Regions from separate parts of the Homo sapiens genome. Here all the other regions are linked to region 1. A link is an interaction called in ENCODE POLR2A ChIA-PET data of the cell type or tissue named here. Cell type or tissue: A673. All regions are shown on one strand. Each heading gives the region's core, and the rest is flanking DNA. Links, peaks and the distances in the headings are about the cores only.

What was found. ChIA-PET counts read pairs that join two places held together with the same protein. Peaks named below come from ENCODE experiments on the same cell type or tissue, not always from the same donor. Only the 100,000 strongest peaks of a DNase experiment are listed, where the experiment ranks them.
Region 2: POLR2A ChIA-PET joins it to region 1 with 14 read pairs; 2 of 35 experiments call an interaction of 5 or more read pairs at or near these places.
Region 3: POLR2A ChIA-PET joins it to region 1 with 17 read pairs; 2 of 35 experiments call an interaction of 5 or more read pairs at or near these places.

The regions. Positions count from the first base shown.
Region 1 is chr13:109,663,350-109,671,312 of GRCh38, forward strand. No RefSeq gene overlaps it. Among named protein-coding and RNA genes, the nearest start is that of LINC00676, 61 kb to the right of the region's middle. RefSeq lists an enhancer at 2,194-3,393. In A673, for the core only: no CTCF peak of the experiment used is centred there; DNase peaks (open chromatin) are centred at 3,912 and 4,652; H3K4me3 peaks cover 960 bases; H3K27ac peaks cover 3,909 bases.
Region 2 is chr13:109,423,103-109,431,065 of GRCh38, forward strand. No RefSeq gene overlaps it. Among named protein-coding and RNA genes, the nearest start is that of LINC00399, 26 kb to the left of the region's middle. RefSeq lists an enhancer at 865-1,388. In A673, for the core only: a CTCF peak has its summit at 4,781 (motif pointing right); DNase peaks (open chromatin) are centred at 2,819, 3,519, 4,369 and 4,819; H3K27ac peaks cover 2,562 bases.
Region 3 is chr13:109,740,621-109,748,583 of GRCh38, forward strand. No RefSeq gene overlaps it. Among named protein-coding and RNA genes, the nearest start is that of LINC00676, 16 kb to the left of the region's middle. In A673, for the core only: a CTCF peak has its summit at 3,551; DNase peaks (open chromatin) are centred at 3,211, 3,601 and 4,111; H3K4me3 peaks cover 730 bases; H3K27ac peaks cover 2,384 bases.

The DNA of each region.
Region 1 (7,963 bases), core at 1,789-6,788:
CCAAACACCTGGGCAGCCTCTGCACCCATTTGGTAAACTCCTGGCTTTCATGCGCTGTAGTTTTGACCTGCAGTGGTTCCCAGGTCACATGAGTCTCTGCTGTAATGAGACAGGTATGCCTCACGATGTCAGTGCATGGCATCATGATGAAAACCCCCCTAAGTTTGCCAGTGTCCTCAGTAAAGGACAGTGAGACCAACAGATGATATCCATCAGCTGCCAACCCAGGAGGGCTGGAAAGATTGCCTAGCCCTACCAGTGTGGGTCAAGTAATTTTTGTTCTTGGAATCTAGTCAAACGAACACCCAATAGGAAGAGATCAGAGAATCTTAGGACCCAGGATAAGGGCAGCACTAAAAATAACCAAAGGTATCATTTATTCTGTGTGATAAACCTCCCACTCACCCCATCGCGTGCCATCATCGCAATAGTCTGGGGAAGTGAGTACCGTTACTATCTCATATGGGCCATGAGAAACTGAAAGCTCAGAAAGGAACTCCAACAAATTTACAAGAAAAAAACAAACAACCCCATCAACAAGTGGGTGAAGGATATGAACAGACACTTCTCAAAAGAAGACATTTATGCAGCCAAAAAACACATGAAAAAATGCTCATCATCACTGGCCATCAGAGAAATGCAAATCAAAACCACAATGAGATACCATCTCACACCAGTTAGAATGGTGATCATTAAAAAGTCAGGAAACAACAGGTGCTGGAGAGGATGTGGAGAAACAGGAACACTTTTACACTGTTGGTGGGACTGCAAACTAGTTCAACCATTGTGGAAGTCAGTGTGGCGATTCCTCAGGGATCTAGAACTAGAAATACCATTTGACCCAGCCATCCCATTACTGGGTATATACCCAAAGGATTATAAATCATACTGCTATAAAGACACATGCACACGTATGTTTACTGCAGCACTATTCACAATAGCAAAGACTTGGAACCAACCCAAATGTCCAACAATGATAGACTGGATTAAGAAAATGTGGCACATATACACCATGGAATACTATGCAGCCATAAAAAATGATGAGTTCATGTCCTTTGTAGGGACATGGATGAAGCTGGAAACCATCATTCTCAGCAAACTATCACAAGGACAAAAAACCAAACACCGCATGTTCTCACTCATAGGTGGGAACTGAACAATGAGAACACATGGACACAGGAAGGGGAACATCACACACTGGGGCCTGTTGTGGGGTGGGGGTAGGGGGGAGGGTAGCATTTAGAGATATACCTAATGTTAAATGACGACTTAATGGGTGCAGCACACCAACATGGCACATGTATACATATGTAACTAACCTGCACGTTGTGCACATGTACCCTAAAACTTAAAGTATAAAAAAAAAAAAACTTGGCTACTGTCACTCCACCGTGTGTATTCATCTCCTAAGGGAGATGCTTACATTCAAAGGGGGTGCAATTATTCTCTCTCTCTCCCTCACAGAGTAGGAACCTGAGACACAGAAATGATCAGCGGGCTGCCTGAGATCACATGGCTAATGAGGGATGAATTGAACATTCTCAAATTCTCATTCACCACCAACTCCTCATGTCCTGTGCTGCCCCACCTCCCAGGTGGGACTTGCAGGTCTTTTAAGAACTTGCATTCATTGACACTATTTTGACGACAGTAAACTGGTAGCAAAATTAATGTGAGCACATTCAAATACAATTTATTTTTTAAGCAGCCTGGGAGAGTGGAAAAAGCACTCCTGGGCTCAGCCTCCATCACCTGCTAGCTGTGAGCTTCTGTACAATCTCTTCACTTTTTCCAATCCCCCCAATGTCCTTCCTTAGATTGAAATCGACTCTTTAGAATCAGCACATTCAAGGAGGTAAAGTCACAGCTTGTCTTGCAGCCCAAACCTCCCATCCAATAGGCCCATGGCAAAGAACCCACAGGCTGGGAGCTTCGCATCAGGCGTCCTTGTTTTTGTTTGAGCCTTTTCTTTCAAATATATGGATAATGACCACGTTTGGGGCTAAACATAAAGCATTCTATTCATTAGGACCATGTCACGGACTTGTGGCATGTGGGAAATATTACCATGGCTACGGAGGAGGTGCGTGTGGATGCTGGCAGCGGGGAGGGAGCCCATGCCTGCCTGGTTGCTGCTAAACAATAAGTCAATCTGTGTTTCACTGGGGTGTTAGTGTTCTGTTCCCTCTCACCTCCTGGAGACCAAGGATGTCTCCCTGACATCAAGCTGAGCAGTGGGAAGCTGAGATATGAGAGAAGAAAGGGCCTCCGGGGGACTGTGTGCAGGTGATGGCCCTGGAGCTTCCATTCAATTATTCCACCAGCATGCACCGAGTGACTGCCATGTGCAAAGCAAGCCAGCAGTAAGCTACATTCTATCAAGGAGACAATATGGAGAAACTCTGCAAGGAGCTTCCACACACCGGATGCCCTTTCATCACTCAAAGACATAGTTTCCATGCCAGTCTTAGGGCAGTAAGTGAAAGGCTACAATTAGAACAGACGAATCCCAAAACGCAGAGCCTCTGCTGTGCGCGAACCATGAGTCAGCACCTCCACGGTGCACTAAGCGTGAGCTGGCACCTCCACGGTGCACTAAGCGTGAGCTGGCACCTCCACGGTGCACTAACCGTGAGCTGGCACCTCCACGGTGCACTAAGCATGAGCTGGCACCTCCACGGTGCACCAACCGTGAGCTGGCACCTCCACGGAGCACTAACCATGTGTAGGCTTTGAACTAGTCTGTTCTGGAACCTTGCTTTGCTCAGGAGGTTTTTTCCTGTTCCTTCCCTGTGTCCAGTCCTCTTGAGAGAGGAAAACCAAACCATGCTGCCGCTATTCCCTTTCTTGATAACAATCTGAAATCATTCTGGCCAAACTGGGATGGGCACAGTGCTTTTCCACATTGACTTTTTTTCTGCTTCCCATGTTTAGGCTCAAATTTCTAAAACGGACCAGAGATGTAAAAGGGATATTCAAGTATAAAGTCCTGTATAAACGTAAGGCATAAATATTATGATCCTCATCACTTTTAGGAGAGTGAGGTAGAATGATGATTTTAAAAATTAGGAACAAAGTTACTTCTTTGATCTCTTTATTAGCCACTTCTAATAATCCCTGTCCCACTCATCCTAAAACCTCCAGCCCCCTCCAGTCTCCCATCCAGCCACACACAGAATTACCACAATCTAAATGCGCCCTTTGAATCAGACAATACTCCTATTGCTATTAATAATAATATATTGGTTAGTCACCATTATAAAGATTTTACAAAATACATTTATGGCATCACCAGCCAACACATAACAGGTTACTTTTATTAAGTTGCATTTGTTATCCCTGATCTTCACAGGATTCTTACAAGACAGGTATTAATATGCCCACTTTTATGGTTGGGGAAGGATGATTCACAGTTACGGAAACTTGCTCATACTCAGGAGGAAGCTAAGCCATCTTTCTGGCCCACTACCATTGTTTGATTTCACAGTGCTGGACAGCTGGTGTCACCCTCAGAGGCCATAGGTAACCACATCCCCAGATCCTTAACAGCCAGGCCCCCCGCCACCACATAACTTTGGGAAACACGGAAGCCCGGAATGCAGCCCCATGGGCTCTAATCCAGGTCAACTGGGTGGGACACCCCGCCCCCGCGTACAGGCACCCCCACCCCGCCCCTGCTACCTCTCTAGGTCTGAAAGCCCCAGCAATAAGTCTCATCGGACCCGAGCTGCGATTATTTATGCCTTCCTTTCATCTTTGCTTCGGTCTCTTGGTCAGGGTGATTTCTTCATCCTTTTTGTAGAAGGCTTCCCTTTGCATTAGCAGCTTTGCTATAGTTCTAGAATAAATGAGCACAGGAAGAAGACGCTGTCATACGGGACCGATCCGTGTCCACATGAAGTCATCAGATCGGTATGGGTGAGTGGCAGGCAAATCCGGTGTGGGGAAGCGGCAAAGCCTGAGGAGCCTGCACTTATCAAAGATTAAACACTTTCAGGTTCTTTAAAGGACAAACTCTGAGTTTTCCCAGCGTAGTATTTGAGCTATTTGAGGGTCTGAAAAGATATCACACAGGTTACCCTGCGTTTTGACAGCCTTTCCTTACTTTAATCCAAGCCTGTGGCAAACTGGTTGTAAACTATTACTGAAGAAATGGCTCTATATTTCTATTCTCTCTCTCTTTCTCCCTCTCTTCCCGTTTGAAATGAAAACACAGTTCTTTCATTAGCTCATTAAAAAATTTACTCCTTTGTGAATATTTTGAAATCACAGAGCAGATATATATTTTATATCAAAGACTCCAGTGAAATATTGATCACCTGTGTGTTTCACTCCCTAAATTCACCATAACTGTGCCTACGTGGCTTGTTTCAAATACACATCTTACCCTCCAGTTTGAAGTTTAAATCATTGTGGTAGGCGTTGTACAGAGGATTGCTTTTTTATTTTCTGTGCTTAAGTGCAGGGCAGCCAAAACAAGAACATAATTATATCGTCAGAGTCGATAAGCGCATCAAGCCTCTATCAGATCTTGCTGGGCTCAGCAACTGCCTCACAGGAAGTGCTGGGGAGCTCTTCCGCCACCAAATCCATTTGGCTCTATTTAGGAACTAAGTACAGGAAGGTAGTTATTGTACAAGATTAGTTTCCTGTAGGCCATAAATTGGCAGTAGCAGAAAAATACAGGATGAATTTATTAGCGTGCAAGGTCAGCTAGAAGGAAGACAAGGCTGAGCGATTGCGCTTGTTTTCTTTCATTTAGCCCACCTCCTGGACCTCAGGGCTGAAAAAGACCCTCTAACTACTTAATTACTTCTTAATAGTTTTAAGCAAATTCAAAAGGCCTGCGCGTTGCTAAGTGCCTGAGGTAAGAGCTGCCTGGGCTAGGTTAGGAATGCCTGTTTGGACTAGAGTTTCTGAAACCTGACTAGGCCCCTTATAATCTGAGGCTTTGTGAGTTTTCTGCGTTTTTTTTTTTTTTTTCCTGCCTTATTTGGTGTTGATTGGCCAAGCATTTACTTTGAAGCTAGAATTTTATACTTGGGAATAAAGGAGTAGCTTCTAATAGTGAAAATATAAAATCCATCAAGTCAAAAATATTGTTTCCAACCAGAGGTATGATAATGTGATAAACATCTCTGTAGATATTTGCTTTAAAGAGAACAAGGACAGATTGCATTTAAAAAAATTTTTTTTAAAGAATACCACTTCAAAAACACTCATTTAAAGGTAGCCCAAAAGGTGGAATGACCTCCTTACACAGACATTTCTACCTTCAAGGAGAAAACCTCGCTCAGTTACCTGAGCCTCTTTACCATGTTAGACACATGTAATTCACATTTTAATTATACTCAGCATCTGCAGTGAGTTATGGGAGACCCCTCCTTCTCCATCCCTGCTTCCACTGGGCCTGCTCACGCTGCCTCTCCTCACAGATACCCTGGTGGAGCATACAGGGCTGGATGCCTGAAAGTAGAAAGGCAGAGTCCTCTCTGTTCCTTCCTAGAAGACAACCCTGTTTTGGAATATGCTTTCCTGATTTCTTAGTAAACTGCAGCACTTTGATGCTGTAAAAAGCCTCATGATCAGCTAGCACCAGCTCCTGTCCTGCCATTTGCAAACAAAGGGCCCAGTTAACCTTCACTGGGTGAGGCCATCCTCCCCTGAGGGCAGCCCCGAGGGGTGAGAGGAGCCTGAGGGAGGAAGGCCCGTTCAGAGACAGACAGGGCTGCTGTTCCCGGAGGTCCAAGGGATGTCACTGCTTCTCTATTGTGGACATTTGTCCAAGCTGTACTGTCTTGATAAAAGAGTTTGAGAGCATTTCGAAAGCGCAGGTCTTAAAACAGATCTCCAGGTGAATTTCACAGCCCCCTTCCCCAGAGCACAGACGCAGAGTACCCCACACAGTGTTCAGGTGCCCAGCCTTGCTCTGGGGTAGGGTGGGGGCAGGCATTGCAACGCTCCGACATTTGCTGAACGACTGGGTCACAGTAGCTTGGCTGATTTTCTGTTCCTGTCACTCCCTGGAGATGTGGGTCTGAGGTGAGCTCTGGCACCAAGCCTACCTCTCTGGCATTGGCTAGAGCCTCCGTGTCAGGCCAGAGTCAACCTCTCGTAACCTTTCCAAAGCCAATTATCACAACACAGATTCAGAAATTAAGGGAGAAGTTCAAAGCCCAAATTGTGCCAGAAGGAGCCTTCGCAAGGCAGTCTGAGGCCAAGCAGTCGCAGGCAGTTTCTTCATTTACTCACCAGGGAAGCTGAAGCCCGGCATTCCTGAAACAAAGATAGCTTTTCTTTTCCTTCCCATGTTGTTCTGAAGTAGGTTTTAGCCAATCCCAAAAAATCTCAAATCAACAAATTTTTAGCCCTAAATAATGATGGGCCCAATTACCTGCTCTCTGCCAAGCATACGACAAAAAAAAAAAAAAAAAAAAAAAAAAAAAAAAAAAAAAAAAAACATAACACAATTCTTCACTGAATCTCCTGGATTTCTTAGTCCAGGCACCCTCAGAGACATATGCTTAGATCCTACGTCTGCTTCTATAGAAAATACAAAGGAACGTAGCTCTGGAAAGGAGGGAGCGTGAGATTCTGAGCCAGAAATGTTCCTGATAGACTTTGAAAATGATTTGGAAGTTCTTGCTGACTATCTCCCTGCTATGAAGCCGCCCCGAGTTAGATGTGAAGACTAAAGTGGAAGCCTTCAGCAGCCTGTCCTCACCAGCCTGCTCCTCTGTCTTCCACTCTACCCTGGGCTGCGACCCTGAGCAGAGCAGCCAGCTGCAGTGTTACTCCATTGCTGGAGGGCTCCTCTGTGAACCCACAGGAAGGTCCCTGCCTCACAGTGGGTGACGGTGCATCCTCCACCTGCTGAGTGGTGTGACCTCCACACCTGCTGGGACGCATGGTGGCTTGAACCTCACTGTCTCCACTTTGCCCAGCAGCAATCTTGCCTTTCTCCCCCCACCTCAAGACACCCACCACCTACCTCTGTGGCTTCACAGGGCAGATGCCCTGTTAAGTTGTGGTGCCTGTCCCCAGCACTGTTTAGGGTTTTTTTTGTTTTTTGTTTGTTTGTTTTTGTTGTTTTTTTTTTGACGGAGTCTCGCTCTGTCACCCAGGCTGGAGTGCAATGCCAAGATCTTGCTCACTGCAACATCCGCCTCCTGGGTTCAAGCGATTCACCTCCCTCAGCCTCCTAGTAGGTGGGACTACAGGTGCCCACCACCAAGCCCGGCTAATTTTTGTATTTTTAGTAGAGACGGGGTTTCACCATGTTGGCCAGACTGGTCTCGAACTCCTGGCCTCAAGTGATCCGCCTACCTCGGCCTCCCAAAGTGCTGAGATTACAGGCGTGAGCCACCGCTCCCAGCACATGTTATTAAAGTCATGGACACCACCAAGTGCTCAGCTTCAGAACAGCCATGACTGTAACTGTTAGACCCAGGAATGGGAAGAGGAAAAAGAGTCTTCAGGGCCACCAAGTTCTTTTGCTGCAAATCTTGAAAGGTTATCAGAAGCATAAAATTGATTATCTTCACCCACACCCAGCAACCACACACACGCACTCCTGACTTAGGGAAAGTTATATGCTGTCGAAGAACCAGCGGTAGCAAATGCTTTTCCTCACCAGTGAGTTCAGAAAATCCTGCATTTATCTGGCCCAAAGTCCGCATCTCAGATAAAGTCTGAACGTGATAACTGCAGACCAACAGCAGTCCTATCCCAAAGCTCAGTCAAAGCCACTCTCAAGCCAGAGAACAGACAGGACTCAGACAGGGTCAGAACACAACAGTGCAACATCACTGAGGAAGTAAACAAGTCACCAAAGAAACACCAGAGAAATTCGTGGACAATATTCCAGGCATTACCATGTTAGGGCTAGCATGTTAAAAGACAGCATATTGTATTGGTGTGTTTTTTTAAATTCTTACTGAAAAGTTAGAAAATGAGGAAACAA
Region 2 (7,963 bases), core at 995-5,994, 240 kb before region 1:
CCGTGCCTGGCCAATGTTGCTCTTTTCTTTCCAATTTTATTTGACCTTAATTTCCTTTTTTCCTATGGTGCTAACCAGTACGTTTTTCAGAAGTGGGGCTCATAGGTACCTTTGCTTCTTCTTCTCATTTGCCACCATCCTCAGCACTTTCCCATGATAATTTACATCTCAAAATGCACTAAACCATCATGATTGTAATTATATTTAGATGACTTGCTTTACAGGGAGCTTTTCACTAGCAAACGCAGGTGAAAGGTAGTTTCTGAGAGAAGGGTGAGCAGGAATCATTCGCCACTCCTCAGCTGAGTTCACTGCTCTACTCCAGTGACATCAGCCTTGGGTCATCAGATACATTCTGCATTTTCAGAAATATCACCACATCACATATCCTTGTGAGTCTTTGTGCATGCATGTGTGTTTGTGTTGGATGCTTATTTGGATTTATTTCTGTTGAATAAATCTGACAAAATAGCATTAAATAATTCATTAGTTATCCAACCATGGTAAAATCTCTAGTGAGAGCCTCAGAATTCTGAACTTGACCCTGTTCTGTCTGATATATATTTTCTATAACAACTTTATTGAGATATAATTCACATGCCACAAAATCCACTTTTTAAGTGCACAATTTGTGATTCCTAGTATATTCAGAGTCATGTAACCATCACAACTGTCTAATTTTCATCACCACATCAATAAAATCCGTACCCCTACCGGTCACTCTGCAAATCCCCTCTCCCTCATCCCTTGGCAACCAAGAATCTACTTTCTGCCTGTGGATTTGCCTATTCTAGGCATTTCACATAAATGAGATCATACAATATGTGACCTTTTGTGACTGGCTTCTTTCGCTCAACATAATGTGTTCAAGGTTCACACATGTTGTGGCATGTGTTCGTAATTCATTCCATTTTATTACCTGATATACTCCAGTGCTGTTATAAATTTTTCAGTGGGGAGGTGGTTGCAAAGGTTACAGCAGATCAGCTATTGCTGGCTAGCCTCCAAATTGGTCTCTAATTTGAGGTTGATCGGGGTTTATCGATTACAGAACAGGCTCCTCTAGAGGGATATGAAGCACCGCCAGGTCCTTTGAGTTTTAAGCTGTGGCTCGTAGTGTTCTGGCGAGCAGTTTTGTTGATTTAACTGTTGAGGTTTAGGGCTAAGCATAGTGGGGTATCTAATCCCAGTTTGGGTCTTAGCTATTGTGTGTTCAGATATGTTAAAGCCACTTTCGTAGTTTATTTTGTATCAACTGGAGTTTTTTACAACTCAGGTCTCTGTTGACTGTTGCAAAATGGTTCAGATACAAACTCTCTAACACATTGTTTCCCTTTTTTTGTTTACCAGAAACACAGGATTCAATTCAATACTTTTATTTACTTCATTAAAATGAAAATAGGTTGAAAAAGAGGTAATGTAAATAATAGCTAACATTTATTGAGTGGTTACTATGCACCAAGCACTGTGATTTATATACACAACTCATATAAATGAAATTGTAACAACATACACAGGGAGTAGGAACTATTACTGTCTTTATTCCACAGCTGAAGAAAATGAAGCTTAGAGATTTTAAATACCTTGCCCAAAGTCAAACACAGCTAGTAAATGATGGAGCTGGAATCTCAACCCGTATCTCACAGACTTTGCAGGAGGAAGAAAAAAAGGGAGAAGGCGAGAAGGGAAGAAAAGGTGAGAGAAAGAACAGGAGAAATCTGGTCCACTGTTCATGTATTAACCTCCAGGTAACTGTGGTTTTTTAAGTCTTCTTGCATTAGATTTACATGCAAGTACTTTGTCTCCTTAAGCACACAACCGACAAATTTAGCTTCTATAGCAAAGGTTATTTTTTCTATTTCTCTTCAATGTCTTCACAAGCCCTAATATAACACTCTTCTTGGTGCAGATAAATAAATGATGTTGACAAACACCCAAGGTAAACCATTCCGAGTAGACATGTGTAGTCTCCAGGGTGTTATATTGGAAATGACAGCCACACCAGGGTGAAATGCTCAAGCATTTAAAACAATATTCTGGAATTTATGAGTTGGTGCTTAAAAATAATGGCCCCAAAATGCCTCAAAATATGCACACACCAAACAGAACCTCACCTCTGTATTTATTGTTGAGTAATAAAAATGTGTAGAAAAAGGATTTGATGGTAAATAGTCTTATTAAACCTAGGAGCCATGCACACAGCTACGATGGAGCATTGGGCCAAATAATGCCCATTGAGCTGTAATTCTGTCAAGAAGGGACACATAAACACCCCTGATGGAATTAGAGGCTTATACTGGATGGTAAATGTACCTTCTTGTTTATAAATATAATGTCAGATTAAACTGTGGTGGTAGCCATCGTGTCATTACTTCTCAGAAGCAAAACCATGTATGGAATCCTTTAGTTTTTCTTAAGAAAGCTGAAAATGAGACTCTACACATGGGTAAGGTGAAGGGGGCACACTGCTGACTGGAATGAACATGGCAGGAAAATTCTCTTTAAGGAAAATATATAAACAATACAAAATGGTGGGCATTAAAAAAGATTAGCTCTGACATGGGGTGGGGATTTTTTTTCTTTGTCATTGTTCAAAGCTGAATAGCAATAAGATTGCAAACTGCAGCACTTCATAATAGAATTAAACCTCCTTGTATAATGAGGTTCATTATAAATGACATGCATAATTCCAATTCTATTCTGTGTTGATTCCATCTTTTGTTGCTGAGACAGACTGCTTTAATGGGCAAAGGAACCAGGCCACACTTAAAACACACTTAATATTTTGCAGGAGTGTTTTGTTTCCTTTCTTGTTTCAGTAAGTCAGGGTATGCTTTACACAAAAATATCCATTTGGATGTAGCGTTCTTATGTAATAAAGTGTACACCATTCAGGAGAGTATTTTAAAAATCTTCAGTGATGAAATAGTGTATGTAAAGATGTATTTCCTGAGTCAATTTCATCTGCTATTAACCAAAAAAGGCAAACAACATAGGAAAATTGTTTGATTAGTGTGGATTTTCAAGGCTGTATACTTATTACTGCCAGCCCACCACCTCCACCCTCACTACTCAAATCTTTGGAGAAAATCAAATGCAGTAAGACACGATGGAATATCTGAGGAGAAAATAAAGGAAACAGAACTATACAGGATAAATAAAAACAAAGACAGTGCAGGTAAAAGATACACGTAGTCAACTTAACAATGGATTTTAAAACTCCACTGAGTTAAACATGGGACAATGACAAGGTGAACCCACTGCTAGAATGTCCACCACCTCACTCAGCCCCTGCCCCTTCCTTCCTTCCTTCCTTCCTTCCCTCCCTCCCTCCCTCCTCCTTCCTTCCTTCCTTCCTTCCTTCCTTCCTTCCTTCCTTCCTTCCTTGCTTCCTTCCTTCCTTCCTTCCTTCCTTCCTTCCTTCCTTCCCCCCACATCATGGCTTTCCCACAAGGCCCTGGAGAGCGCAGAGAAACACATTTCCAGGGATCTGGTCTCTAGGACACTGCACACCTGGGGAGTCTGCAACCTGATGTCAGCTATTTTATCTGTCCGCTCTGTTCTCTTCTTGCTGTTTGATTACAGAGAAGTGAAGAAATAAGTGCCCATGCTTGAGAAGTTCTCTTCCAAGTGTGGTATCTTGGGCTAAGCTTATCTACTCTAAGAGAATTTCAAATTTGCACATGATTTCCCCACACACTCACCCCAATCCAAGCACAAGCCAGAGAACACTGTGGTTTGCATGGTTCTTTCTGGCACCATTATTCAAATCATTTTGAAGTTTCTTGAATTTCAATAGGAGGCAAAGGCCACCAAATGTCTTAGGTCCAGAATATATTCCATCCTTGCTGCAATAACAATAGATGATTTCATAAACATTCACGTGAATGTGATATACCACATCCAGTCAGGACCAATGAAGAGAATCATGGATTCCATGGAGAAATCAACACATTCCTTTGGCCCTAGGTTCTGTATCATTTCCCTCTATTTACCCATAATAAGGGTTTAAATGTACATCACAGAAAATGAGTTCTACCTGGGATTTCTTCCTTCTCTGTTAAATGTACAATGGTGCTTCAGAGAAGTCTGCAGTTTACAAGTAGTTTCCTGAAAGGGTTGACATCAAACACTGAGAAAAGTCCCAAGAGAAAGTTGCTATGGTGGAGTGAAGGAAGAGATGCTGGGTCACAAGTGCAGCACATTTGTGTGGGCAGATGAGAACAACCACAGGAATGAAAAGGAGGCCATAATTAGAATCATATAAATTAGACATAAAAGAAACCTATTAGTTCATCTCAATCATCCCTAAAGGGGCCAGCATAAGGCCGTTCCCTGCAAAGCATTTTCAATACTTTGTCTATATCATTTTTAACAGGCTTATGAGATGATGTGCTTTCATTATCTGGGTGGAACGGGGCTGTAATTCTTTTAAATAATAAGGAATCTTTAATCTTAGCAGTGAACATTTTAACAAGGAGTTAATGTTTGCAAGACATGTACGGAAAGCAGGGTTGTCCACGTGTTTATGTTTTCAAGTACACATGAAACGTCCCTCAACACAGTCATTTCACAAATATTACCCAACGGCACTCTCAGGTACATGTGAATATTTGCTCTTTTTTCAAGAATCTTGCAATCGATAGTCCAAGGAAATAATCTGTTATCTGTGAAAAGGCTAAAATCAGTAAAAAATAAGAAATGATTTCCTTGAATTATTGTTCCCAGAATTCTTAACAAAGAACAAAAGAGGAAGAGGGGAGACAGGTGGGTTTGGCCTCTCTTCCTGAAGATGGCAGCACTTGACTCAGCAGGTTCAAATACACTTTTGGTTCTGGATCAATTGCCCTAATGTCACTTACAGGGAGAGTGCACGATCTTCTACAATACATGGAGGTGGGGGCGAGACTGTAGGTGAAATCCTAAAACACCTCATAAAAGGGGTAGTCAGCCCTAAAAATGGAAGCTGTGACCTTGAAAGCTTGGAATAAGTCAAGTGGGTGGCCCACAACCAACACGGAGAAGCTAAGTCAAAGATGTTTTTACCAGCAGCTATGCAGAGGGAAGGTTGAGATGCTCTTTGACTTACCAGCTGCATGATCTTTGGCAATTATTTGATCTCTCTAAAGCCACAGTTGTTTCATTTGTAAAAGTTATTTATTTTTTCTTTCAAGAAATACTAAGCATCTACTACGTGCCAGGCCCTCCACCGGATGCTGAGATTACAACAGTACACAAATCCAGCAATGTCTTCTTCCACGCATGTAATGAGGGTGCCAACTCAAGGCTGTGGTGAGGACTGAATTAGGTCATGCTATGGAGCTTATGTTTTGGCACATGGAAAGTGCTTAGTGAGTATTAGCTTGATTGCTGCTATGATAATATCTGGAATTGAGTAAGCCACTTTTATAAGATTTCTGGATACTTATTGATATGGTTTGGCTCTGTGTCTCCATCCAAATCTCACCTTGAATTGTAATAATCCCCACTTGTCAAGGGAGGGACCAGGTGGAGGTAATTGAATCATGGGGTTAGTTTCTCCCATGCTGTTCCCGTGATAGTGAGTGAGTTGTCACAAGATCTGATGGTTTTATAAGTGTCTGGCATTTTCCCTGCTGGCACTCATTCTCTCTCCTTCCACCCTGTGAAGAAGTGCCTTCTGCTGTGATTGTAAGTTTGCTGAGGCCTTCCCAGCCATGTGGAACTGTGAGTCAATTAAACCTCTTTTCTTTATAAATGACCCAGTCTTGGGTCCTTCTTCATGGCAGCGTGAGAATGGACTAATACACTTACCTCTGAGGAACAGATGACAAAGTATGCACTGTATAGTAACATATTTTGGAAAATTGGTATCTTTACATTTTTATTTTCTTAAATAATCACACTTTCAGAAAGAAGAGTTCACTTTTGCTTTCTCAAATTCCTTCCCTCTGAGTCATTCCTAAACGAATGTGGGTTCTCTGCCCACCACTACTTTCAGTTTAGCAATTCCTTTTTGTGCACCTACTGCATGCCAGGTGCTATGACAATATGGGAAACTGCAACAGGGGCTCAGGAACCTCTGAGAGGAGCTCCTGCAGGTGATGAGCAGGAAGTATCAGGCCGAGAGGCAGCACAACCAAGGAAGGAGAGCCAGCACATGAGAGTAATGGGGTCTGGGGCCCCCAAAGAGGTGCCACCATTCACCCAGTTGGTCTTTTCAGAAACGTTTGCTCTGTAGCTCATGCCTAATAGGTTCCAAATTCTGTAGAGTCCACCCCTTAAACATTTTTGAAAATTCAGCCATTACTCTTTATCTCTATTGTCATGTTTTCAATTCAGACATGTGTCCTCTCTCAATCATTGCCATGACTCAGGAATTGAAACTCATTTTGCTGCTGAAACACTAGGGGTTCAGTCTTGGTCCTGCTGCTTGCTGCACAGAAAGCCAATCACTGAGATGATGAGTACTGCCAGAGAAGAAGGCTTTAATTGGGTGCTGCAGCCAAGAAGATGGGAGATCAGTCTCAAATCCCTTTCCCTGACTGACTAAAATTAGGGGTTTATATAGAAGAGAAGAAATGTAACCTTGTGTAGTAAAACAGGAAGTAGGGAGGAGTGAGGAAGAGGAGTTGGTCAACAGGTGGCAGGCAATCAGTTTGGCTATTATGATCGTGATGATGAGGGGTCTGGAATCTCATTGTCCAGATGTGGTGATCTGGTGAGTTTCAGCTCCTGATACTACCTGGGAGCCCTGATGGTTGTTTTTTGAGAAAAGAACTCAGATAAGAAAAATGTATCCTTCTCAAGTTTTAAGATGGGAGGATCAGTTTCTATGTTTATTCAAAGAAACCATAAACATCAGTTCTATGAGATAATTGGGTCAGTTTCGGATTCACCCTGTAGAGTTCCTCAACCTTGGCATTGTTGACATGTGGGGATGGATAATTCTTTGTTTTGTGGAAAGTGCCCTGTGCATTGTAGAATGTTTAGCAACATCCCTAAGATCTATCTACTAGATAGCAGCAGCAACTGCCTCCCCCACTGTGACAGCCAAAAATGTCTCCAGATACTGCCAAAGTCCCCTAGGAGGTAAAATATCCCCAGTTAAGAACCACTGCAGTGCCCCAGATACTGCCAAAAGTCCCCTAGGAGGTAAAACATCCCCATATAAGAACAACTGCAAAGCTCTTCATGAAATTCATGCATGTTTTGTTCACTCACCTGCCTCTGGTCTTTGCTCAAATGTCCCTGAATTGGTAGGGCCACACTTGGCCGTCTTATTAAGATTACAGTTCGTACCACACCTCTGCTCTACCTCCATCTGGCCACTCCTTCTCATTGATCACCTTTATTTAGATCCCTAACATTATCACCACCTGATGTATTTTGCCTCTTTAATTGGCTTAGTGTCTGTCTCTCCTTCCACATTAATAAGAGTGAGCTCCATCTCCATCTTTTTTGTTATTTGTCCACCTCATGCCTTCTTAGTAGTGTCTTGGCTTTGGTATCAGCTCCCTATGTTCCTTTTTCCCCAGTCTAACTCCCAGATATCAAAACATCTCTAATCATCACTGAATCATGAAATCATGATAGCATCATCCTACCCACAGTTTCCCATTGCACCTGTCAACAATGGATAATGTTCTGAAACCGCTCACGTGACCAGCTGGGGCCCTTGCTCAGCCATTCAGCCTCTGCTTCTGTCTCTCCCTCCTCCAACTCATGCTATGATCCAGGATACAGTCAGATCAGCTTCCAGTGACTTCTGGCTTGTGTGCGTCTTTTCTGTCTGTCCTAAATGCTCTCGCTACATCTTTCCACCAGGTAAATAACTGCATCCTTCATGGATCACCTCAGGTGTTAACTGTTGGATAAATCCTTTCCTGATTCTCACATAGAGCTTGGTTCTCCTTTTCCATGCTTCTATACATTGTTCCTACCTCCATAAACATACATATTTAATTCCATGAGGAAAATGGAC
Region 3 (7,963 bases), core at 995-5,994, 76 kb after region 1:
CCAACAACATTTAAAGGTGAATGGATGTGCAATATTGGCACGAATGGACGTGACACACAGTAGGCCTTTGTGCACCCTGGAAGGGAGGGCAGATTCTGCTTCAAGTGTGCTGGAAGACATGGGAGGGATCTGAACTGGCTGACGCTGCACTGTAGTAGGGAGAATGGAGTGGAATGAGGGGAAGGATGCCAGGGGGAGGCCACTTAGGAGGCTGCTGTGTAGCCCAAGCAAGAAAGGATGGCGACTTTTCTATCAGGGGAAGGGATGAGAGGAGGTTGGACTGAGACCGGGATATGCTCTGAGGTCAAGGCGACAGAGTTGCTGAAGGATGGAATGTGGGCTGTGAGATGGAGGAGTCCTGGCGAGTGCTCGGCTGGTTGGCCTGAGTGTGTGGACGGCTGGTGGTGCCGTTTATCGGTGCAGAGAAGGCTGGTGGGAGGGCACCTTAGGGGTGGGCTGGGTGGGTCTGTTCAGGAAAGACCACGCTTTGATCATGTTGGTTTTGAGGCATGTGCAGGCTAGGCATGTGGAGATGCAGAGTGGATTTGAGTGCCATCGGCATGCAGATGGACTCAGGCCATGCGATCTTGTGAGATGCCAGCCCAGGTCTTGTTCGGAAGAGGCAGAGTATGTTTGGCTGCAATGGCTGAGTGGGGCTTAGATTCAGCAGGAGGAGCAGGCCATGGCAGGGTGAGACCTTCTGTTTGAGAAGCTAGGCATGGGGCATCCATGGCACAGCCCTGGGAGTTGCCGCGCAGGCAGCAGTGGATGTGAGGGTGGAAGTCAAAGTTGAGGATGTAGATGAGGGAGCTGAAGTCATGGGGGGATGAGGGCACCTGGGGAAGGGGTGTCAAGCAAGAGAGCGGTGCACAGATGAGAACTCTGACCTTTATGAGATGGGAGACAAACGTGCGGATGAAAGGTGCGGTGTCACACAAACTCCAGTCGAGAGGCAATAAATATCTCACATCTCAGCTGCATCGTCCTTTCTAACCAAGCATGGAAATTCTGTCTGGCAAGCCGTCAGGTACATTTGCAGAAAAGGAGAAGGAAAGTCATTGAGGGCCACACTGGAGTGAGACAGGATCAGCAGGAAGGGAAAGAATCAAGACCATGATGTTTACATGACTTCTGGTTACTTCTCCCCAAGCTCCAGAAGGCAAATCTTGCATGGACCTCTGGCATGCATGGGTGGCTGCAGAGAGGCCTAGAGAAGAGGCATTCATTTGGGGTGAGGCTCCTCCTCTCTTTCAGGGATTTTACAGGGATCCTTCCAGCCAGTGGGTCTGTGCTGGATCCTCCACCAGACACCCCTAGTCAGGGCGGAGGCCCTCAGCACTCCAGCCTCAGAGCCCAGACAGTTCTGGTTCCCAGCTCCCTTCCTGCCATGTCTGTGAGTCCATCCTCCTGTTCCACCTCAGGACTTGTAAGGCGTATTACTGTGCCCCCTGGGTAAGGCAGAGTTTGAGGAAGAACGAATAAGGTGAGGGCCACTGACTTTCAGGATTTAGCTCCTCTTCTCAACATGCATTTCCTGTCTACTGTCTGCTTCACATCACCCACCCCTCACTGTCCGAAATGCGTGCCCCAGCCCAACATCAGCATCACCCAGGAGCTGGTTAGAAATGAGGCTCTCAATCTCCACCCAACCTCCTGAATCAGACTCTGCATTTTAACGAGATCGCCAGAGAGATTTGTGTGCATGTTGACATTTGAAAAGCATTATTAGGCACAGTGGCTCACGTCTGTAATCCGAGCACTTTAAGAGGCCATGGTGGGCAGGATCGCTTGAGGCCAGGAGTTCAAGACCAGCCTGGGCAACAAAAGAAACCCCATCTCTACAAAATATTTTTTTTTTTGAGATGGAGTCTCACTCTGTTGCCCAGGCTGGAATGCAGTGGCATGATCTCAGCTCACTGCAACCTCCATCTCTCAGGTTCAAGCGATTCTTCTGCCTCAGCTTCCCAAGTAGCTGGGATTATAAGCGTGTGACACCACGCCCAGCTAATTTTTGTATTTTTAGTAGAGACGGGGTTTCACCATGTTGGCCAGTCTGGTCTCAAACTCCTGACTTCATGATCCACCCGCCTCGGCCTCCCAAAGTGCTGGGATTACAGGCATGAGCCACCACGCCCGGCCAAAACATTTTTAAACATTAGCCAGGTGCGGTGCATGCCTGTAGTCCCAGCAACTCAGGAGGCTGAGGTGAGAGAATCCCTTGAGTCTGGCATTTCGAAACTGTGGTGAGCTCTGATAGCACCTAATGCATGCCAGCCTGAGTGAAAGAGTGAGACCCTGTCAAGAAAGAAAGAGGAAAGGAAGAGAGAGAGGAAGGAGAAGGGGAAGAGGAAGGAAAGAAGGAAAAGCAGTATCATATATTATTTAATGACACTTCACCCAAGGTTTTCCAAATAAAAACATCCAAAGAAACTAGACAACAAGCATCCTTACCTTTCAATAAAGGACTCACTTGACAATTTTAGGTATGTGCCAAAGCACCAAAGCAAATTGTTGATGTTCAGCTTAGTAACTGACATGGCTTCAATACCTACCCGGCATGGTGCTTCGCTCACTCTTTAAAGACTACCTTTATGCACTTTTACTATTTCACTGCCACGCTAAACATCTAAGCGATCATATCCTTATGCCTACTGATTATGAAGTCCATGACATTCAACAACATCAACCCTTTGCCCACTGCCCCACCCGACTTGAACCAAGTTTTCCCAAGTTCAATTCCTGGGGCCTTTGATAGTTTCATGCCTTCTCCACGTGCCAGAGACAGAGAAGAGTGAGCTCTATCGTTTTTGGGGGTCTACTAGTTTTGCCTTTATTATTTAGACAGCTTCAGGTCAGCTTCTTCCTTGTATACCAGTCACAAGTGGGTTTTTATTTTACAAAGAAAACATAGAAGTTATCATTTTCTAGAAAAAGGTACAATAACTATTTCAAGACATATTTTAGATATACTTACAGGCACACCTTGGAGCAGTTCAATAATTAAAAATTTCATCTGTCTGCCTGACCGCCAATGCAAAGGAAACATAATTAAAAGTTTTTTTGTTTCTTCTCCAAGATAATAGTTTATAAAGTAGCTTAATGAAACACTGAAAATCCAGAATGGAAGAGGACGTGTGAAATCCCCTTTCCGGTGTGAACTTATTCTTAAACAATCAAATGAAAGTGCCCGTCAGCCTTTGCAAGATGCTAACCATCTGGCCCCTGCATCCTGTCTGAGTCACCCGATAAATAGCTGCAGGTTGTTTTAAGCACACTGCGCCCTGCACAAGCTGTTTTGCTCTGCTACTCACTGCCCTTAGGTGCAGATATTTACACCCGGGGTTGAGCATATTTTCAGCCACACCTGGATGCCTCGAGGTAATTAGGAGGAAACTTTTAGCGGAAAGGAAACAGCATACCTTTGAGTAGCCCGATTGTGTATGCAGGAGAAAGGTTAAGTAGGAAGAGAGGGGAGTTCTCTCCTGAATTGAGTAGCTTTGCTTCCTATTGGAAAAGTGTGCAAATGAAAGGAAGTAGAAATGCTAAAAAGCTCTGTGACTGCCTCCTGCTGTATTCAATTAGCCTTCCAGAGGATGCCAGAAGGAAGGCTCAATTACCAGAGCGGCTCCAGGACTTAAGAGAAGGCTGGAGGGCAAACCAAAGGGGCTGCCATCTTGCAGACCTGGTGTGAGACCAAGGCGGGGCAGCTGTGTGATTGGATTATACACGGGAACCTTACTTTAGTTTCTATTGCATGGCCAGAGCTATGCATGCCACCTTTTGCATGGAGTCTTGAAAAGTCACCTAATTTTAATAAAGCAGAAGGGGAAAGCGATAAGAAGAGGGAGAGTGCATCTCTCTGAAATGCCTAAGCATCGGCCTTGCGGGAACCGGCCTCATCGAGGAGCAGGGCCACCACCGTTGGAGCATCGGAGGAGCATCGGAGGAGCCCTAGCTCTGGCCTCTTGGCTGGACGTCACTGTTTCAGGCCGAGCAGATAAAAGCAGAAGGCATTGACCGTGAGCCAAGAGCTCAGTGTTTTCAGAAAATGGACTGGACGGGAGGAAAGAGTGTGAGTGTGCTTTGAGAGCAATAAACAAACTATTGGCTGCCGGCCAGGGAGGAGTGTGCTGACATCTTCAAGCGGATCCTCGAAAGCTCCACAGAGCGGCTGAGGAAGCCTCCTTAGGGCTGTGGATGGGGTGGCGGGGCAAGGGCTGCCGTGGCGCCATGCAGCAGTGGGCATCGGGCCTCAGCCACACCCAGCAGGGAGGCCAACAGCAGAATCCCAGGCAAACGCCCCTAGGGTTCGCCCCTCATGCCTCCACTCCCTGGCCTGGCTCTCTGAAGGGCAGGGCGGTGGAGGAGAAGCAGAGCCAGGCGGTGCCCTCCGCCAGCTCTAGCTCAAAGGCTGCTGGGGCTGACGGGTGGAGCTTGTGTAGACGAAGCCCCTTACCCTGGAAGTGAAGGTTATGGGGTTTCCTGGAGGGAGGGCACTGGGCCTCGCTCTTAACTGAGGCTTCCCGTCCCCCGAGGGAGGGTGATGAAGGGTGTCCAGACACATCCACGGGGACAAAGGAGGTTGGCAAGGCTGACCGCAGGAGTTTCTCCTCTAATGCCTTTCAAATGAACAGGTCTGTGTCGCTGCTCCGGGAGCGCCTGCGCTCACATACCCCGCGGTGCACAGTTACCAACCAGATCCTACCACGCCACTGCGGACATCGCGGTTTCCGGGAAGTCTCTGGCCTTCGTATGAAAAGACAGCCCGACAGGTTGAATTCTTTAAAACCTTATCTTTGGTTATTTTAATAGGATATGACAATCTCCTCTCCTCAGCATGTCGATAAATGTTTATTGCCCTTTACTGTGTGAGAGCAGGGGTCCTGCCGCCGCTTGTTTTTATTTTCTTTTAGACGGCGTGAACATTTTTAGCACGTGTAACCAATGATGGTAATTAAGATTATAATAATGCTGATGCCAACATTTATATCAGTGGATACAGAAAATACACAGCCTGATTATTTTTTATTACTCGTACCCATAAAATTAAAGATCTTAAACATGGGATGGAGGGTGCATCCGCATCAAGATTTTGTTAGCATGAGACCGAACCCATTCAGCCACGGCCTTCATCAGAAGCCTTTTGAGTGATGAGACAGTGATGAGATAGCTCGCGTTATCCTGCAGCACAGAGCTGCGCCTGGTCACGGCAGGGTGCACCGGCTCTCGGGCTTCAGACAACAGCTTATCAGTACCTTGCCCGTGTGCAAGGACAGTACTCCTTGATGCCCTGAAACCTCCGCTCCTACTAACTGTCCTTGGACACGTCGGCATACAGAGAATCAATCGTACTCTCAGCAGTGGTTTCTGCAGCAACTCTGGGTCATGGAAGAAGCCAAGTGCATTGTTGAAACAGCAGAGCCCAGGCAGTGCCCCGATAGAAACCAGGTATTGAGTGCTTGCACCCGTTCCTGTGCAGGCGGGCGTCACGCACACCTTCTGCTGGAAGACACACTGTCTACGTGAACGCCCAGCCTCCCTGTGCCCTGCCTTGTCTTGTGGAATATGTCGGCACCCCCAAAGAATACACCTTCAAAGCCAAAGGGGAGTTTCTGTCTGTCTGCTTCACACTGTCCTTCCTCCTCTCCCACCCCTTCTCTGTGTGAAGAAGTAAAGCAAAGCTCTTAATGATCACCCTTAAATGGCAAGACTTTGATAGACTGTTTCTATAATAGGTTCTCATTGAAACATGGGAGTTCTAAATAGAGAACTGTTAAAAAGTGGAATGAGAGATGAGGGACCGAGTCGTGGCCCTCCTTCCTGGTCTCCACCATGTCAAGTATGCCTCCACCCCGGGGCCTTTGCACCTGCTGCGCTGCTCTTCCTTCAGGTCCCCACAGTAGGCCCTTTGGGAACTCTGATCAAGTGTTGCCTTCTCCGAGAGGCCGCCTCTGACCATCCCCTGGAAACCAGCCTTCTCTCCCCCACGCCTGGGCTATTCCTCCCGGTTCTTATCTTCATCTTGTGTTTCATATTTGTTTTACTTGCTGATCACCAGAAGAAGGCCTTATAAGTCCAGGCACTCAGGCTTCCTCTCCACTCGATCTCCAGTATCCAGAAGCATATCGGATGAGGAGGAGAATGCAATAGAAATTAGTCGCAGAAATCAATCATGGAGAAAGGAAATGTTCTCAGTGAGGTGTTTCAAATATGCAGCGTACAAGACTTAAGTGGAAGACTCACTTATAAAGTAGCTGACTCGCCCAGCAGAGGCACCCATTTTTATACTTTCCCCTTTCACCTTTCTTGTGGATAAAGCCAGTGTGATGGCTGGAGCTTCAGGAGCCACGTTGGACTATGAGGCACCTTGAAGACAGAAAGGTGTGCACTGAAAATGCTAAAGCTGAATGACGGTGGGAAGGTGGGTCCTGGGAAGTGATGGAAACCCCGTGCCAGCCTTGGAATGCCCACATCTGTCTAGTTTCATCTGAGAGAATAAAACATTATATATGTTCCAGCCATTGTTGTTTTGGCTTTTCTGCTATATATAGTTAAAGGTTTCCTATACATATATCAGAGAACCATTGGGATTCAATTTTAGTCACTTATTATAATTCAACGAATGCACTTTACTTCTCTGAGCAATGTTATGCCTTCATAAAGCCAATAAAACAGCGTAATTGTTGAAGAAATTGTGCAAATATAGAATACAATCATTCAAGGCAACCTAGTCTCTTAGCCTGCGAGTGTTCTAGATGTATACAAGACAAATGCATTCATTCAAATATTCAACAAATATTTGTTGAGTACCTACTACTATGTGTCGTGTATTGTGTTAGGTTCACTAAAACACAGTAGGAAAGAGCTGGAATTGGAATAAATGCTTTGAATTCTGACTCACTGCTTATTAGTTGTGACCCTGAGCAAGGTGTTTAACCTTTCTGAGCTTCAGTTTTCTTAATAGCACTTAGTTCTCAGAGGTGTGTGAATATGGAATGAGAGGTAGATAAATGTCTGAACAGAGTTGCTCAGCGGTTACAGTAACACAGTTTTGCTAGCTACCATGTCTGCAATGTGATCCTTTCCATCAAGGAGCCCCCTCGTGGGAGAAACACAGATAAACAGATAATACAGTGAAACTTGGAAGGTGCCGTAACAGAAGGGTAAGCAGAGTGGTTTGAGAATCTGGAGAAGTGGGTCACTAGCTCTGTTTAGGTGAGTTGAAATCAGGTTGCATTATAGTCATTGGAAGCATTCACTGGATATTTCCAGTTTTCCTTCTCCTGACACATGGTAGAGTTGTCTTGAAGAGTCAGTACAAGTCTCTAGATGAAGAAAGAGGTTTCAACACTCTAGGGCAAATGAAATTTTTATGCAAAGCCGAGTCATAAAAGGATTAAAATTTGGTGATAGGATCAGTGCAACTGTGACCAACGCTGGGTTCATGGGGTGGTAGAAGGCAGAAGGTGAGTCTGGTTAGGTAGATAGGGTTGTATATTTAGGGCACCTTTGTGCAAGGTGAATTTCCCCAGAGTAATTTGAACTTGAAAACCACTCATCAAAATCTCCTGATTCAATAAATAAGAAGGCTGGAGAAATGTCACAAACTTCTTTGGAAAGGCGTATGGGACCTAAGAGTGATCTACATAGCCAATTTGTTGCTCATCTATAAAGACAACAGGCAAATTACCTCTCAAATATGAGAGAGCTCAGGGAACAGAGCATATTAAAAAGTGTCTGGAAAGAAGTTTTGAGTTGTTTGTTTTCAGTAACAAAATCCAAGCAATTAATAGATGGTTAAAAAATAAGCATGTTCAAAGAACGGGTGGCATGAAATGGATCAATGTAAATGAAGGATAAGTATTTTAAACTCATAGGAATTACATTACAGAAAAAATGTATTTTTTTACCTTGAAAATGCAGAAAATAATGTAACTGACAAATGTTAAGGTGGGGAAAAAGG